Linked DNA regions of Homo sapiens: all the other regions are linked to region 3. A link is a loop called in an ENCODE intact Hi-C map of the cell type or tissue named here. Cell type or tissue: heart right ventricle. All regions are shown on one strand. Links, peaks and the distances in the headings refer to the core of each region. The heading gives the core; the rest is flanking DNA.

Region 1 (5,855 bases), core at 281-5,280, 120 kb after region 3:
GCACTTAGGGTCCTCAGTTCCAGACATTGGCTCTTGGACAGCATCTATGGACCTGCCCTGGGCCAGAGGGGACCCCACTGCCCTAAGGGTGAGTCCCAGGCCTGGCAGCATTCACCATAAGCTGACTGAAGAGCCCTTGGGCGTTAAGTGAACATCACTATAGGCTGGCAGTAGCCACTATGGGCCCGTGGTGGTGGTGGACATGGAGAGAGACTCCTCTGCCTGGGGACAGGAGAGGGAAGAGTTGGAATGACTTTGTCTTGTGGCTTGGGTGCCAGCCCAGCTGCAGCAGAACAGAGCATCAGGTAGATTCGTAAGGTTTCTGACTCCAGGCATTGGCTCACAGCATCTCTGGACTCACCAGGGGGAACTTGCCACCTTTGAGGGAAGGACACAAGCCTGGCTGGCTTCACAACCTGCTGATTTTAGAGCCCTAGGTCTTCAGCAAATACAGGCGGTAACCAGGTAGTACTTGCAGCAGGCCTTGGGCAATACCCAGTGCTGTGCTGGCTTCAGGTCTGCCCCAATACAGTCTCAATGGTGGTGGTCACAGGGATGTTTGTTTCACCCTTCCTCCAGCTCTAGGCAGCTCAGCAGAGAGAGAAAGAGACTCCATTTGTTTGGGACAAAGTAAAGGAAGAGAACAAGAGTCTTTGCCTGGTAATCCAGAGAATTCTTCTAGATCTTATCCAAGATCAGCCAAGGGGAGCACAGTGTCAGCTGGCTTGTTCAGATACAGCTGCAGTGACCAAAGACTTAGATCACAATACCCAAGTCCCTTCAAATATTTGGAAAGCCTGCCCAAGAAGGGTGGGTACAGACAAGCCCAGATTGTGAAGACTACAATCAATACCTAACTCTTCAATGCCCAGACACTGACTGACATCTACAAGCATAAAGACCATCCAGGATCACGTTACCTCACCAAATGGACTAAATACAGCACCAGGGGCCAGTCCTGGAGAGACAGAGATATGTGACCTTTCAGACAGAGAATTCAAAATAGCTGTGTTGAGGAAACTCAAAATTCAAGAGAACACAGAAGGAATTCAGAATCCTATCAGATATATTTAATGAAGAAATGGAAATAATTAAAAAGAATCAAGCAGAAATTCTGGAGTTGAAAAATGCAATTGTCATACTGAAGAATGCATCAAAATTTTATATGGCATGGGAGCCTTCAGAGATACCCAAAGACCCAAGGGAAAACTGTCCCTTTTTATGCTTAGATTTGATGAAGGAGTGGGTAGCCAGGTAGAATTGTAATTGGACAAAAGGGGGTTGATCTTATAGTCACAGACCAAAGGGGAAAACCCACCTAGCAAGGGCCCATCCTGATTCTTCTTGATCTCTCTGTGTGGCATTTCTTCCTGTCAGGTATAGGACTGGACCCCTTCTGGAATTAAGGGTCTTACGATCTACTTTCAGATAAAGTAGGCCTAAGAATTTCCTTATAGCCAGCTCTTACATAGAAAGGCAAGGGAATGTTAAAGTAATATTTCTAGGTTTCATGGCGGGCTTTGGGGGAAAAGGGGATCTAGTTTCTGTGACTTGCCTTAATGAAGAGGAATTTTAGTTTCTGTGGTTTGCCTTGCAGGGAGGAGGGGGAGCAGGAGAAAGAAGGTCAGGAGAAGATCTGAGACAGACTTGACTTCTGAGGCCTTCCAGTGTCCTTTGGTTCAAAGTGCTCAGGATGCCAGGGCACCATATTTTGGGGTATCATTTTCTGAGCCCTAATACTGTGACAGGAGAAAAGTATTTATCCAGCAAGTACCATCTGTCAACCTTGTTCTCTGCCTGCCAGAAGTTGATTTGCTCAGCATAAGGGAAGGAGAGAGGCAGGACCCTAGAGATGTGGGAGGGGGCTTCTGGATTCTGTAGGGGACTTTAGGAACTAGGGGGCAGGACAGAAACGTCTAATTAGGATGTTTTATTAAGTAATTTTGTGTGACTCCAAGGAAAAGCTCTCTTCTAACTCCTTTCAAAATTCTCAGAAAAATTACCTGTTCACTGATACTTGAAATGTGGATTTGGTTTTGGGGATTTAAGTCTGGTCTCAAGATGGCAACCAGGTCAGCTTACTGGGGCCAGCCACATGTAACAGTTTGGTTAAAAAAAAAAAAAAGTGCCATACGTTCAGGAAGCATTTGCTAATTGCCTACTGTGGTCAAGGCACCGTTATGGGTACAATGGATGCAAAGATGATTAAGACCTACCAAACAAATTTTCTGTGAATATCAGCTAGATAAAAGGAAAAGCATCTCAGAGACCTCTGCTTTGGAAAGAAACTTGAGTCATCATGTTCATTGATACTATTATAGACTTGTCCACCACTTACCCCAGTTGCCTACCACACCTGGCATTACTTATTAGTTGATAGCAAAGTAACTCCTGTAGTATTTAAGAGCTCAGGTCGGGAAGTCAGGTTATTTACATTTGCCTACAAAAGTATAAATGTAATAGTTCATGTGGAGACACTGCTTTATCAAGTGATATTCATGAGCATAGTATACTGTATTTACCAAAATCAATTTCCTTTGCCCTGTGATTTGTTTCAGAAAATGTTGACTGGCCATCTGTAGCACCCTATTTTATTTTCCACTGGACTGAGTGACATTTCAATGTCTAATTCCTTAGCCTTAGGGAAGTAAAAGCAGAACAAGTCTGTTTTCTTCCATTCTTTCAAACCAGTAGATGTTCATCAAGCAGCTTGACTTGAAAGAAACCCTTTGCCTACCTGAGAGGGACTAGTCCCTCCTCCCTGCCTGTTAGAAAAGTCTGGGATGGCACTGTCAGCTCATACTTCCTGAGACACAGGTGTAGGCATCTAATATGTAGCAGGAGGAAGCAGAGAAAGGTTCAGAGGCAAATAAGTAATCCAAGCAGAAAGCATATTGGAGAGTAGAGGTTTCTTTTTCACAGACAACAGAGTAGCAGTGGGGGCTGGAGGGAAGGAGGATAAGTATTGTATATATGGAGATGAAGTTTGGGAGACAGGATACTAGATGGGGAAAAAACTTATTTGCCTAATTTTACCTCAAAGTATAGAGTGAAGGATTACTAAGGAGGAAATATGTGTAAAGTAAGCATTATGTATGGCATTAGTTACCTGGTGGCAATATAGTTATGTTGTGTGGACCATTTTAGTAGAAATCTGCAATCTACAGTCTGAGCAATGATTATTTTGCATTTGTAATATGGGCCTGCTAATTTGTGCACTTGCTACATCTGTGACTCTTATTTCGTTTAATTTGTGTTCCTTTTTAAAGGATGTTTTCTTTGCTGTTCAGAAATCTTAGGAAGAGAGAAATTATAGTCTCCCCCTGCTGGATATGACTGGTAGAACCTGAAATTTTAGATTACTTGGCATAGATATTTTTTTTCCAATTTTTGGATTGTATTAAAATACATATAATATGAAATTTACCATCTCAACCATTTTATTAGGTTGGTGCAAAGGTAATTGCGGGTTTTGTCATTTTTTTAGTGGCGAAGTGTACAGTTTAGTGATATTAAATACATAATAAATGTAGAGTTCAGTGATATTAAATACATTCTTAATGTTGTGCATTATGTAGCTACATGAGGACTAATTGACCTCAACTTTCAAATTCCAAATTCTTCCTACAGCCTCACTAAGCAGTCTTTTGATCACACCTTTCCCATCTCCAAGCTCCTCTACATCTTCTTCCAGCAGTTACCAGCGCCGCTGGCTTCGAAGTCAGACAACAAGTTTGGAAAATGGCATCATCCCAAGAAGGTGAGTTGCAAGTTTCCTCTTGCTGAGAAAAGTAGGAGTGTAGGCAGCTTGATGAAACTGGCAGGGAGGCTGTTCGTGCCTATTGTCAGTGGAAAAAAAACCAAAACTTTTTTATTAGCTTCAGCTGAGCCTGAAAGTTTACAAATTGGAAGTTCTAAAGGGAAGAATAAATAAAAGCTGAAATTTTAAAATCTCCTCCTTTGGAAGACACTGGGGAGTATCTGGGTAGTTGTATCATGTTGAGCTAGATTGGGTGTTCATTTAAAATGGTGTGCTCTCTTTAAAATGAGTCCCTTCCAGATGTAGCTTGTATAAGTAATGAAGGGTGGATCAATCTCTTCCTTGGCTACAGTGATACCAGTGTGGTATTCAAAAATATATGAAGTCAAGGGTTTGTGATATATTCTCTTTGTAAAATGTAAATTCTTCAACTAAACAGATATGAACATGATTTTAAATAGAGATGGCATCTAGGTATTTTCTGTCTTTATTTCAGCTGGTTTTGTGTGCAAAATGTACATTTGATGTTACATTCATAGCTTCCAACTTGTTCTTCCTACAATCCAAATACTTGAAGTGGAATTTTTATATGTACCTATAAAAATTCACATGTCAATTAACTGATTTAGTAAATTGACTAGTACTCAACATACGTAGAGATCCGTGAAGGTATAAGACAGTTCAGCTATGTGCCTGTACTTGGATAGTTTACAAGATGGTACATGATAAATATCACAGGGAGACATAAAGTGCCATGAGACTCAGGATGGAGAAAATACAGTGATGGTCATGGGGGGAATTAGGGAGCCCTTCCTGGAAGAGATGACACTGCAGGGACAAGCTGAGAAACTGAGGGGTCAGGATGTGTGAGCAGCACATGTCAGGTGGCTTGCCTCGCTTCTGTTCCTTTCACAATCCTAGGGAGCTAGCTGGAAAGAAAAAATTATAGCTTTGTCACCCATCAAGAAGCTGCTTTTTGGTTGGTGGACTTTGAATGAGATGATTAAAAGCTTGGAATTTTGTGTGAACACAAGTCCTAGCTCTGTCACTCACTAGATGTCTGATAGAATAAGTTAACCTGGATTCTGAGTGTTGCATCGTCATCTGCAATATGATAATAATACTAGCACAGCTTCCGAGTGTGGCTGGGAGGGTTAAATGAGATAAATCAAGTCCGGTGTTTAGCCAAGACATAGGATATGGGCAATAAAATGTGGCCAATGTGAATTATTTACTATTATTATTGCTGTCATTGTCATTACCATTACTGCAACTGTCAGGAGACGGCATCGCCACCATCCTCACTGTCATTATGACAGCTTCTGTGATTGGAAGAGATAGGTCTTGGAAACCATCCTCTTTCAACATTTCTTTTCTGAAAATGTTTTTTTATCCCTTCAGGTTTAAATCCAAAGTTGAAATAATACACCTAAAATAAGTATCTTACATTCAGAAAGGTTGTGAATATGGTCAAGGCTGGCTACCTAGTTTATGGGCCAGTGCAAAATAAAAATGTGGTCCTCTTACCCAAAAAACAAGAAAAGAGTTATTAAAGGGACTAAAAAGAAAAAAAGTTTTTCTTTAAGAATACTTTATATGTAAGATATAATAGAGATGATAGTGATAGATGAATAATAATATAAACTAATAAATTCCAAACATAATATTTTTGATGTCATAATTTTATATTATAATATCATTATGTGATATCTTGTGTTGTAAGCCTTTTCTGCAAATACATTTGTTTAGTCATCAAAGTTTATAGTTTTAGCAACTTGGCTTTCAGTGGATATAATTGAAAGTGATAGTCACTCCTGGCAAATGCAAGGTGGCAAATAATTTTTGATAATTTTTTACTTGGAGAAGGATCTTTCTGCTGATGCAGTCTTACATAGCTTTATGGACTATGACAACATCTGGATAAATTTTTTTTATTATTATTATACTTTAAGTTCTAAGGTACATGTGCACAACGTGCAGGTTTGTTACATATGTATACATGTGCCATGTTGGTGTGCTGCACCCATTAACTTGTCATTTACATTAGGTATATCTCCTAATGCTATCCCTCCCCCATCCCCCTACCCCACGACAG
Region 2 (5,855 bases), core at 541-5,540, 470 kb after region 3:
TTTTCTGTGAAACTGCTTAGTGAATAAAAACCTGTTTAGGGTAAGGTATAGGAGAAAAATACAGCTTGCTTTTTATATCCTTTCTGATGTGAGGGGTAGTGGTGCTGTCAGGTGTTTTGCAGTATTGTTGCAGTTTCTTGCTGTTGGGACTCCTATAGTGAAGTTAGGCAGATTTAGCTTTGAATTTGACTCTGTCTCTGGGTGTGTATAAGTTACCTTTCATTTTTCTGAGACCCAGGTGACTCCAGGTGAGAAACAGGTTTCTTGTGAAGATAAAATTGCAGCATATGAATCTAAAAGAGACATTTGTAAATTAATTTCATAACCCATTAGTAGTTTCCAAAAGAGTCAAAATTTCAGATTCTTTTAAATGTGATAAATTGTTCCTTGAGCCCTTGGATCTATTTCTTTACCCTCAGTTTAGCTGACTCATCGATTTGATGTAATCTCTCTCTCTCTCTATATATATATATAGTTTGTATTGGTGTTTTTCCTTTCATTTATCATTTATTGAATAGCTTCATAACTCCCAGTGTTTCACTCCTTCCTTTCATGTTAAAAATGAATTTCATAAATTTAAGATTGTGCCAGGCACAGTGGCTCATGCCTGTAATCCCAGCACCTTGGGAGGCTGAGGTGGGTGGATCGCTTGAGCCCAGGAGTTCGAGACCAGCCTGGACAAAATGGCACGACCCTATCTCTAAAAAAATACAAAAATTAGCCAGTGTGGTGGCGCACCTCTGTGGTCCCAGCACTGCTCAGGAGGCTGAGGTGGGAAGGTCACTTGAGCCTGGGAGGCGGAGGTTGCAGTGAGCCAAGAGTGCACCACCGCACTCTGGCCTGGGTGACAGTGAGACTTTGTCTCAAAAACAATAATAAAAATAATAAATAATGAAAAAAATGATAACATTAATGAGCCTATAGAATATCTGGCTTTACTGGTTCTTTAGTAGTTTACATTGTTTGCTAGTTAAAAAAAAAGGATGTCTGCTGTGTCCCCTGTATTTTCAGTATAAAGATGAAATGTCTTCAATATTTTCATCAGCTTTCAGAGTTCTTATTGATCTTACTGACTTTTCCTGTTTTGTTGGTTGCAATTCCTTGTAAATGAATTGCTATTGTTTGGAAAATAAGGATTTTTTTTGAAAATCTTAAAATGGTGTTTTCTTTCTTCAGAGTTTTTAATTATAAATGAAGTAATTTCCTTACAATTTAGAACTTTTAAGAAATAGAATAAAAATTACCCTCTACTTTAAAAATGTCATTTGTTTTCTTATTGTGGGAATTTATATATAATTGATATATTTACATATAACTCAGTATTATGAATAATATCATTTTATAATAAAATATCAGTATTCCAACAGTGGAAATTGTAAATACCAAAGCCCTTAACTCTTGTTAGTCCTCCTTCTAAAATTTGGCGTATACTTCATGTTTTAGTACATGCACTTTATATTTCTTTTGGCTTGATATCATTGTTGGGGTTGCTTACTGTGCTGTGTTGCATTAACTTATCTAGTGAGCTTGCTTTGTGCCATTTGACTATACAAAAATAAATAATGAAAACTTTGTCTATCAGCTTATAGCTCAGCGCTCCATCAGAGGAGTAAAAATATACAAATTTTTAAACTGTAATAAATCCAGTAACAGAAATGATGTAATGTATTTGTGAAAAAGATTAAAATTATTGTGTATCTGGAAAGCCATCTGTCTATTGGAAGGTGGCCATTGTTAGAACTTATTTTTTTGAAGCCGTGGAACACTTTGTTCATAGAAAATCCTGTTCAGCCCAACAATAGTAGCTATTATGGTTGAAAGAGGTTTGGACGCCTTGAAATCCCAAGGGCTCTTGACATTGAAAACCTCTGATCTCAACTGTCTGCGGGACGCCTATAAAAGGATAGAGGATAATTTGTTGTAAATAAGTAATTTTCACTGTGGTTTTTTGGCATAATCGTATATTTGAGAGCACAAGTCTAAGCTGGCCAGAAGTCTGTAATAACAGCAGTGTAGGTGAGCAAAAATGGGACCCTGAACTGTAGCAAAGGGTTTCGATAGAGACTTGGGAGGGGAACCCGCAGAATGTGATGATAGGCTGTGAAGAGGGAGAAGCTTCGGAAGTTGTCCCTTTATCTTTTGGTTGGAGGGTGTTGGTGAGACCGCAGATACAGGAAAATAAAGGTGTTTTTCTATTTTTTGGTCATGGGTGGCTGGCCCTCTGGAGTTCCTTGTGGTCCCCATGTAGTTATTGGAACCTTTGTTAGTCTTCATTTTATTTCACTTTCTTGTTTTATAGGCATGTGATCAATAGCCCTCGATGATGATTCCTGTCTCCTTTTCTCCAGATGCCAACAGCTTTGTCTTTTGAATGTGATACTGTGCGGTATTACATCCTGGATAGTATAAAGTGACCTTTCTAAAATAGCACCAAAATTGGTATTTGATGCTATATGTGGTTCTCAGTTGTGCCGAACCTGTCTCAGATAGCTGTGTCGTGTGCTCGGCTCAGCCACTGTTTCTGGACATTTTGCCTATTCTTTCTCACAAAGCAATCGCCATCTTTTTGCTTCTCTGTTTTAATGACCTTGTTAATGCTGTCCATGTGAAGCATTTAGAGGAGCTTCCTCACTCCCCTGGGCCGCTTCAGGCTTGGCCATATTGCACTTGCTCTGCTAGAGTGGGAGGAGTCTCTTCTTGTACCCCATACACCCTCCTTGTTTCATATTTTGTCAGGATCATCTGGGAAAGCACTAACTTCTAGTTCCAGTTTGCTTAGATTTTGCATGGGCACCATTCTTTCTGTTTCTGTTTATTGCTTCTCCACTCCCGAAAACCCCCCAAAACTTAGATGGCCATGTTTGTGGCTGTTGGGAGTCTTGTTTTGAGCTGATGGTCTTCTAGGATCAGCATCCTTTACCCACAGCCACTTCCGCAACGCCTGCCGCTCTGTTTTCTTTCAACTCTCTTTTCTCTCCTTGTCAGTCCCCCTTGGCTTTTCTTTCTTTCTTCGTTTTTTTGGCGGAGTTTTGCTCTTGTTGCCCAGGCTGGAGTGCAGTGGCATGATCTTGGCCCACTGCAACCTCCGCCTCCTGGGTTCAAGCGATTCTCTTGCCTCAGCCTCCCGAATAGTTGGGACTATAGGCACCCACCACCATGCCTGGCTAATTTTTGTATTTTTAGTAGAGACGGGGTTTCACCATGTTGGCCAGGTAGATCTCAAACTCCTGACCTCAGGTGATCCACCTGCCTCTGCCTCCTAAAGTGCTGGGATTACAGGCGTGAGCCACTGTGCCTGGCCTCCATGAGCAACCTTTTTGGCTGACTGGGCCTCACTTAAGTTTTCACATTGTATTAACAGCTGAATGAAGTAGCATTTTCACAGTTATTTTCTTGCCCTCTAATAATTGTCTTTGCTGATTTAATCAGTTTTCTTTGGACTTAGTAGTTTTTTGTTCTTTCAGTTCCCTTGTCAACTTCAACTTGATCGCTTGCATTTACTGGCCACCTCCTTAAATGAGAATGTGGAGCGGCACACACAGCTCTTTCCCATGGAGAGAGTGCCACCTTGTGGATCTCTAGGATATTGCCGAGGAGGCTCTTAGATCCTGGCTCCATTTTTCCATTTACTGGTAAACTGAAGTTCACATCTTTGACTTTCAAGCACTTTAATACCTTACCTGGGTTCCTGTCTATTCAGTTCATTAATTTACTTATTAAGAAAATATTTGAGTGCCAATCAAGCATTATGTAGTGTATATATTGGGGGTACTTAAGAGTTAGAGGAGTTTAAAAACTATTGAGGAGAAACTCCCAATGTGAATAATTATGACGTTCTGGCACCTGCGTCACGTGAGCATGTACACAGGGCACTGGGAAGCTGGAAGAAAGCGACTCACTTTCCTTGGAATATACCAAAACACTTCTCAGAGGAGGTGATAGTTAACCTGGAACTAGAAGGATGAGTAATAAATTTACAAGAGAAAATATACTATTTAGAAGCTAGACTGCAGGTTTGTTCAAAACCTTTGTGGCATAGGTGGAAAAAAAAATGTGTGGCCTGGCCGAACAGGATGAAGTTTGCAGCATAAGGAATGTTGGGGTTGGGAGCAGAAAGCAAAGCTGTAGGTTGGTCCTTTCAGAGACGATCGTAAGAGAGGAAAGGAGATGAGGAAGATGAAGAGAACTAGTATTTTTTGTTACCATCATGCAAGGTACTGCATATATATTGTTTCATTAAATAAAAGGAGCTCTGTGAAGAAGGCATCAATGTCTTCCATTTTGCAGTTGAGGAACTAGAATCTCAGAATTTGACTTTACCACGATCACGTGGCTAGCGTGGAAGAAGGAATCTGTGCTCCAGAACCTGCGCTCTTTGCACAGCATTTCCTGCTTCCTTCATGGGCTCTGCCAGGGGGTTTGGACCTTCTCCTGTGAAGGACCATGGGGTTCATCAGAAGGATGTCATCTGATCCGATTTACCTGAGCAAATGATCACTGAAATGTTTCCCAGCTTCTACTAGGCATGATGCGCAGTTCCTGCCTTGAAAGGAAGTTCATTGTAGTTGGAAGAAGATGCTCAGGAATAAGAAATCATTACAGAAAAACATAAAACAATGAAATTAGATGGGCTAAGTATTTTAGAGTTTGGAAAACAGTGAGTGAGAAGATTTTCTTAAAGTAGTAGTTTTTGAGCCATCTCTTAAGGTACAGTGGGATGTAGAGGGTAGATGGAGAGAGGTAAACATCTTGAACAGCATGGCAGAGTTGGAATGAACAGAAGGAAAGCAGCCTGTCAGGAGCAGCAGGTTATGTTGAGGGGTAGTAGGAAGGAAGGTGGGAGAGGTGAGGGGGTCAGATCAAGTATTTCCCTCATGCCCATTATTCTTTGTTTAGACTTGGGATAATGCTCAGCGGGGATCATACAGTTCTGATTGCCCCAGAGGCTTTCTATCTGTTTACATTGGAAGGTGAACTGATCATTTTATAATGGTCTGTATTTGGTTTTGTTTGGCCTCGTTAATTTCCTTCCTGTTGATGAAAAACAGAAACAGGAGCCTTTTAGAGTTTCTCGTTATAAACCAGGGCTTTTGTGACTTCCGTTTTGTCCATTGTGGGATGAGATGTATTGAAATGAAATCAGTTGTCCATTGTGGTTCCTAGCTCAAGATCCTGTGGTCAAATTCTGAGATTCTAAGAAGGATTTGGTCTTCTGTAAGCGTGAATTCCCCTGATTAGAGAGACTCGCAAGTACTGCTTTCCTATACGAACCTCTTTAGTCTTCAGATTTCTGTTTTTTGCCCAGTACTGGTAGTGTCAGGTTATTTGGAAATCCTCAGTCAGGGTTCTTTCAGGATTAAGCTTTGGCATTTCAGCAACACTTGAAGGGGCTCCTTTGCTCATAATTTTAAAAAAAAATTATTTGAGGAAAAATTAAAATAGCACTGATTAATACAATGTATGTACCTAGTTGCATGGATATTAATAGAGTTGTACTTTTTTTCCTGCCATTTGTTCCTCTTGGGAGTTCATATTGAGACCATTTTTTCTGAAAGTTTTTCAGAGTTGGCCAGCCCCATGTGTAAGAAACATCCAGGATATTTGTTTAAAAGTCACTTTGATGGATCTCCTATCTAATGATCAGAAACTGGGGAATTGGGTGGGATAGATGCATTTTAAATTAACATCTTAGGTGATTCATTTGCACATCAGGGCCTGAGAACTACTAGATAGAATAGAATCTCAGTGTTAGTCTTAGATATTTATTATTATTACTACCACTACACTTACTTCTTGTCTTACAATGTGGTTACATCCCAATAAACCCACTATATGTTGAAAACATCCTAAGTCAA
Region 3 (5,855 bases), core at 627-5,626:
AATTTAGCTCCACAAGGACAAGAACCTTTGTTTTTTTCATTACTCTATCCCCAGCACTTCTAACAGTGCCTGACACATAGTAGGTGCTCAGTAAATATTTTTGAATGAATGAATTATACAAAATACTAATGGCTTTGAGAATTTTATGAAACAATGTTAACAAGAAATTTTATTTCCATGCCTTTAAGTGTAATTCAAAATGATTCTGTGTATCAGATTTTCATGCTGATCCTTCCAAATTCCAGCACATTAACATAAATATAAAATGTTAATTTCTTATGTTCTCCAATTCCTGGTGTTTATTCACGGTATTTATTCATGGTGGTTCCCTGAAGACCCAGGACGGCTCAGAACAAAACTTCTGTATCCCTTGATAAACTAGAGCATCAAAATCATTCACTAATCCAGTTTCATGTCTTGGCTGCAAACTGGTAACTTTGTCTCACATATATCACAATAAGTTCACATTAACATTTTTATTCTGATCTACTAGCTTAAATTTAACATTTTATTACAAGAATTGACACCCATATGCCATAGCCTCTCAACCATTATTATCATGATGAATATACTTAGGTAGGCATATCTTCTCTGCCATCAGAATTCTGGGGTTCACATTCAGTCTGTAACACATCATATTTTGTGCCTTTGGACGAGTTACTTAGCCTCTTTGTGCCTCACTTTCCTCACCTATAAATCAGAATAATAATATGTATCTCCTAAGGTTATTATGAAGATTAAATGAAAAATATTAAATAAAAGTGTTTTAGTATCTGACACACAGTAAGTACTCAATAAGGGTAAGCAATTACTAACCATAAGTAGCTAATACTTCATTATAATAGTTACATCAACATATTTCAAAATGGATATTAAAACTGCAAAGGAGTTTTGAGGATTCCTTTGCATTCTTACAAGGAAAAAAAAGTGACTCTTTCTGCTCTACTGGTTTCTGGGTGTAAAAGATTAATTCAGATGTTACTCTCACTATGTCTAGGTTTTTCACAGTAAAGCAACAGCTTTATATAAACTGTCATATTCCTAGAACCAAACCAAATAAAAGAATTGTACCTTTCAAAACCACTCAGAACTGGATCTCCAGTGAAAAGATAAACCTTTTCCTAGAAAACACTTGTTCTACTGTCAGTCTGATTACATGGAACAGGACTTCTGAGTTCTGACATCTTGTCTGTGCTTAGCAAGGAAAAGAGCAGAAGAGGCAAAAGCATGCCCCGTTTCTTAGGGTTAACACAGTTTCATCCAGATGGAGTGGGGAGTTTTCCTGATAGCCTTGTTGTTATAATTTCTGCCTGTTGCTCATAAATGTGGTAGAATAATATTAATAGATTGCCTTCCTCCCCAATATTCTCTTTTCTCAATCTCATTGCCCATCACCCCAAACAAGCAGCTAGGCATTCTGTGCTCTTTGCTTTTAAAGAAAGAAGTGACAGCAAAGAAAGCAGAGGGAACAAAGGGAATCTCTTCCTGTCTTTGGTGTTGCAAAAGGCTTGGCTTTACAGAAACAGATAAGACTCTTGGCTATAGCAAAAGATTTGGACAAAACATCTTTTATAAGATCATGGCTTTCCATTCTCAGAAAAAAAATCAAACAAAAAACCCACTTTCTGTGTTGGGAGATGACAAGATTGTGGATGGTGCACAGGGGAAAGTGAGAGAGGAGGCAATGGCAAGGCAGATTTCCACAGTCCCAGAGACAGGGAGTCTTACCATGGTCCCCGTCACATACCTGGGAAGCCACCAAACCTCCATAGATGGGTTTGTGAAATCCAGGAGCAGAGGGACGTGTTCCTTGATTCCTGAACTGTCCCAGGAAGGCAACAGGCCCCAGAAAGAGAACAAGATTCATGGTGTGATTAGGTAGATGGGAACTAGACAGGGTCACAGAGATTTTGTATGCCCTAACTTGAAGTGGAAACAAAACAATATCCCTGTACACCCATGTATGACGTGGAAAAGAAAGGCAGCCTCCACATTTAAAGGGAGCCTGCAGAAGGGAACTCTGAACTCATTAGAGATTTGTAGAACTGATAACTGAGTTAGGATCGTGAATTTCTCACTGGATGCCTGTGTAGGCAGATCACATTGAGAACCAGAGGCTCCAAACCCCCAAATTTGCTGTTATATTAGGCTTTTTTGAATTTAGATCCAACCCCAAGGGAGAGAAAGGAGGAATACCAGAAATAGACACGGATTATGATATTACCAGCCCTTTAAAATAGGCAATTCAGAATTGAATTTCAGCGGAGTTATAGAAAAATAAAGTTGTATTTCATACAGATCTAACTTTATTCCTTTACATGGGCATAGGTTGTAGATCACTGAGGTCCTTACTAGGATCCTGGACAAATTTGAAGTAACATCCAACCTCTTTGTCAAAGATAAGAAATTAGGAAGGATAGCAGAGTTAGAAGAGGAAATTTCAGGATCCTGTCTGTAGAATCAGACTCTGAAACCAAAGATAGAACTCCAAAGAACAGTTTAGCATGTAACTCCTTAAAGAGGAGACGAAATGAATTCTGCCTAGGAAGCACTGGTGTTGATGAGACAGTAACATGTGGGAGAGTTTCCTAACCAAGAATTTCTGCTCTGAACCACATAGAGAAAGTGATGCTTCCACTACAAGAGTCATAATTACAGATCAGAATGAGATAGCAACTCTCAGGTTTTGCCTGCTAAATTTACGAGTATCTAAGGATAACTGTAGGTCTTCTGAGCCAGAACATTGAATAAATGAAAGACGGCAAATGCCACCAGGGGACAGCAGAGTCTCCACCACTGGCAGAAATCATCGCACAGACAGAAGTGGTGCAGTGGACTTAGTGCCTGAGGACTCCCAACGGGACAAGCTTCTTCATCTAGGGGCTGGAAGTGACATGGCAAAAAAGGATATTGATTATTAGTTCACAATAGCACCAGGTAGACAGGGCTTATGTGCAATAAGGAGTAATAGTAAAATCTTTCTGAAGAGCAGTAAGATTATTTTCTTCTCTGCAGAGTAATAGGATTAATGTTTACTGTTTTCAGTTGAAAAAGTGTATTTACCCATATTTGATAGAACAAAACCAGTGATAGACTTGTTCAGTATTTCTTTTCTCTGAAGAAAAAAATGTTACATGAACCTAAAAGAACTTTTAAAACAATGACTTGTGACTATCATAAACAAAAATAGTAATAATTAGCACCTATTGATCATTACTATGTGCCACACTTGTGCCAGGTACTTTACATACTTCATCTTAGTTAGTCCTTAAAATAACTTTGGAATGTAGGTAACTTTATTATCCCATTTTACCTCTGTAATCCTTACAAGGCAAATAAGGGTTAGAGAGGTGAAAAAGTGTTGCCCAATATGATTCTAAAACCACTTCTACCATACACTAGAAAAATATAATCTAACAATCTTGATAGGTTTAAATATTTGTTTTAAAATACCATGATATATAAAGGGCCCCTGAGCTCCTTCTGACATTAATGCTGGAGTTGTTTTATCCCTATATAATTTGGTTTTGAGATATCATAATAAAATGGTTTAGGTTTTTATACCTTTTGTAAGATATTCTAAATTTATAGAATGTGAATAGAGGCAAATAATACATTTTTTCCACAGGAAATAAAAACAATAATAAAACTTCCACCAAATCTCTTTGCATGGAGTGAGAAAGGTTAGAGAATTAGTGCCAATCTTTTGGCATCTCCATGAACTTCCCTAATTCTGTGCAGAGATAGAAGCCAAAAGAAACAAATAGATGTGCAACTAACAGACGCTGGTGTCTCTGAAAAAGGGTTATGCTAAGTAGAAGAGTTTATGTAGAGAGGATCTGTTAGGGCTTATTGATTGACTCGACTTTTGTGACCTGTTGAGGATTTAAGATATTTTCCCAACAGCAACAGTAAACCAATGAAAAGGATTTTCAGCAGGGTTGACATGAAAAGATTTGCATGTTTAAAAGACTATTCTGGACCGAGCACCACGGCCCACACCTGTAATCCCAGCACTTTGGGAGGCTGAGGCAGGGGGATCACCTCACCCAAAGTCAGGAGTTCAAGACCAGCCTGGCCAACATGGCAAAACCCCATCTCTACAAAAAATACAAAAATTAGTTGGGCATGGTGGTGGGTGCCTGTAATCCCAGCTACTTGGGAGGCTGAGACAGGAGAATCACTTGAACCCAGGAGGCAGAGGCTGCAGTGAGCTGAGATCATGCCACTGCACTCCAGCCTGGGTAACAGAACAAGACTCTGTCTTAAAAAAAAAAAAAAAAAAAAAAAAAAAGACTATTCTGGTTCTAGCTTGGAGAACAAAATGGAGGGGAGCCATAATGGATTTAAAGAGGATACTGAGCAGGTTACTATTGGTGAGTGATGACTCCACTTGTACTAAAGTTGTGATAGTAAAGATGGATAAAAATGAATGGATGGGAAAGGTACAGGGGTGATCAACAGTAACAAGTGTTGGACTGGATGTGGGATATGACTGTGCAGAATGGAAAAAGGATGACACTTGGCTTCCTGAGATACACAATTGGATGGATGGTGAGGCTGTTTACTGAGATGAGGAACACTGGAAGAAAAAGATAGCGTTTGAGTGGAATATCATCACTTTGGTCTCAACATGGTACCTCATGTTGAATTTGAGGTACCTTTGAGACATCCAAATAGAGATACTGAGTAGTTAGTTGGACATATAAAGGGAAAGATCTAACACTGAGATATAAATTTAGGTATCATGGTATACAGATGATAATTTAGTGGGGAAAGGTGTAATAGTTGGACAGGGGGAGTAGAGGGTGAATAGAGAAAAGATCCTAGGACAGAGCCTTGAGAAACTGCACTTTTTAAAGGCCAGGAGGAGAGAAGAATGAGTCTGCAATGGAGGCAGAGAAGAAGAGTAGAAAGACAAGCCAGGAAGAAAATGTGGCATTATGACATTGACGGGAAAAAAGAGTGTTTCAAGGAGAGAGTGATAAACAAGTTGACTAGGAAATTAAGCAAAAAGAAGACTGATAGATATCCATTGAATGTAGTGACATGGAGGCAATTAATGAGCTTGCTGAGACGTTAAAAATGAATGGTATTATATCTCAAATAAAAGAACCTGTGATTTTTCATTTTTTATATTCCTAGTCTTAACATTTATTCCTAGTAATCTTACTATTGTAATACTGTTAAAATGTATTGAAAATGATGCATACAATTTAAAAATCCTATAAACATAAAAATTTCTTCTTAATAATAGAGAGTTTTATTCCTTGAGATTCTGTTTCTTTGGCAGAATGATTTCTGGGAATTAAAGATACAAAAACAAACATTACTCCATACCTACTGTGTGCCAGATGCTTTCACATATAGGTACCTTCTGTATCCTAATGCCATTATTAACCATCCTAGATACATATTGATTACTAACAGTTTGAATTTGGTAGCAGTTTGATTACTAACAGTTTGAATTTGATTGGTTTGAATTTCAAAGAAGATGGATTGGCACTTGGGAATTTTTTAGTCATCTTTCCAATATCATATCCCACCAAAGTTGATATATCCCAAAGTGAACTCTCATCTATACCTTACACTCAAATTACCTTCTCCTGTTACCCTCTCTATTTTTTTAAAGGTACCTTGGTCTAGAAACCCTTAAGATCTCACTCTACTTCTGCACACAGTAGATCTCAGGAATGTTCACTGTCACAATCTGTCAATTCTTCTTGTATAATATCTCTCCAATGTATCTCCCTTCTGTTCAGGAAATTTCATACATAAACAAAATAGTCTATTAATGGTTTTCCATCTCTATGGTTTCTCTACATTATAACAGAAACATTAAATAATATAATGGG

Evidence for each region. A loop is a pair of places that touch in the nucleus more often than their neighbours do. Peaks named below come from ENCODE experiments on the same cell type or tissue, not always from the same donor. Only the 100,000 strongest peaks of a DNase experiment are listed, where the experiment ranks them.
Region 1: a loop joins it to region 3, with 8 times the contacts of the local background. A loop is called at or near these places in 105 of 110 quality-filtered maps.
Region 2: a loop joins it to region 3, with 5 times the contacts of the local background. A loop is called at or near these places in 85 of 110 quality-filtered maps.

The regions. Positions count from the first base shown.
Region 1 is chr4:158,847,691-158,853,545 of GRCh38, forward strand. FNIP2 (folliculin interacting protein 2) reads left to right here. Exons shown (of 17, transcript NM_020840.3): 8 at 3,631-3,760. Among named protein-coding and RNA genes, the nearest start is that of FNIP2, 82 kb to the left of the region's middle. In heart right ventricle, for the core only: a CTCF peak has its summit at 3,337 (motif pointing left); no DNase peak of the experiment used is centred there; H3K27ac peaks cover 2,797 bases.
Region 2 is chr4:159,199,601-159,205,455 of GRCh38, forward strand. All of the region lies in intron 3 of RAPGEF2 (Rap guanine nucleotide exchange factor 2), which reads left to right. Among named protein-coding and RNA genes, the nearest start is that of MIR3688-1, 74 kb to the left of the region's middle. In heart right ventricle, for the core only: CTCF peaks have their summits at 3,567 (motif pointing left) and 3,769; a DNase peak (open chromatin) is centred at 3,551; H3K27ac peaks cover 5,000 bases.
Region 3 is chr4:158,727,371-158,733,225 of GRCh38, forward strand. No RefSeq gene overlaps it. Among named protein-coding and RNA genes, the nearest start is that of PPID, 6.9 kb to the left of the region's middle. In heart right ventricle, for the core only: CTCF peaks have their summits at 2,769 (motif pointing right) and 2,979; a DNase peak (open chromatin) is centred at 2,801.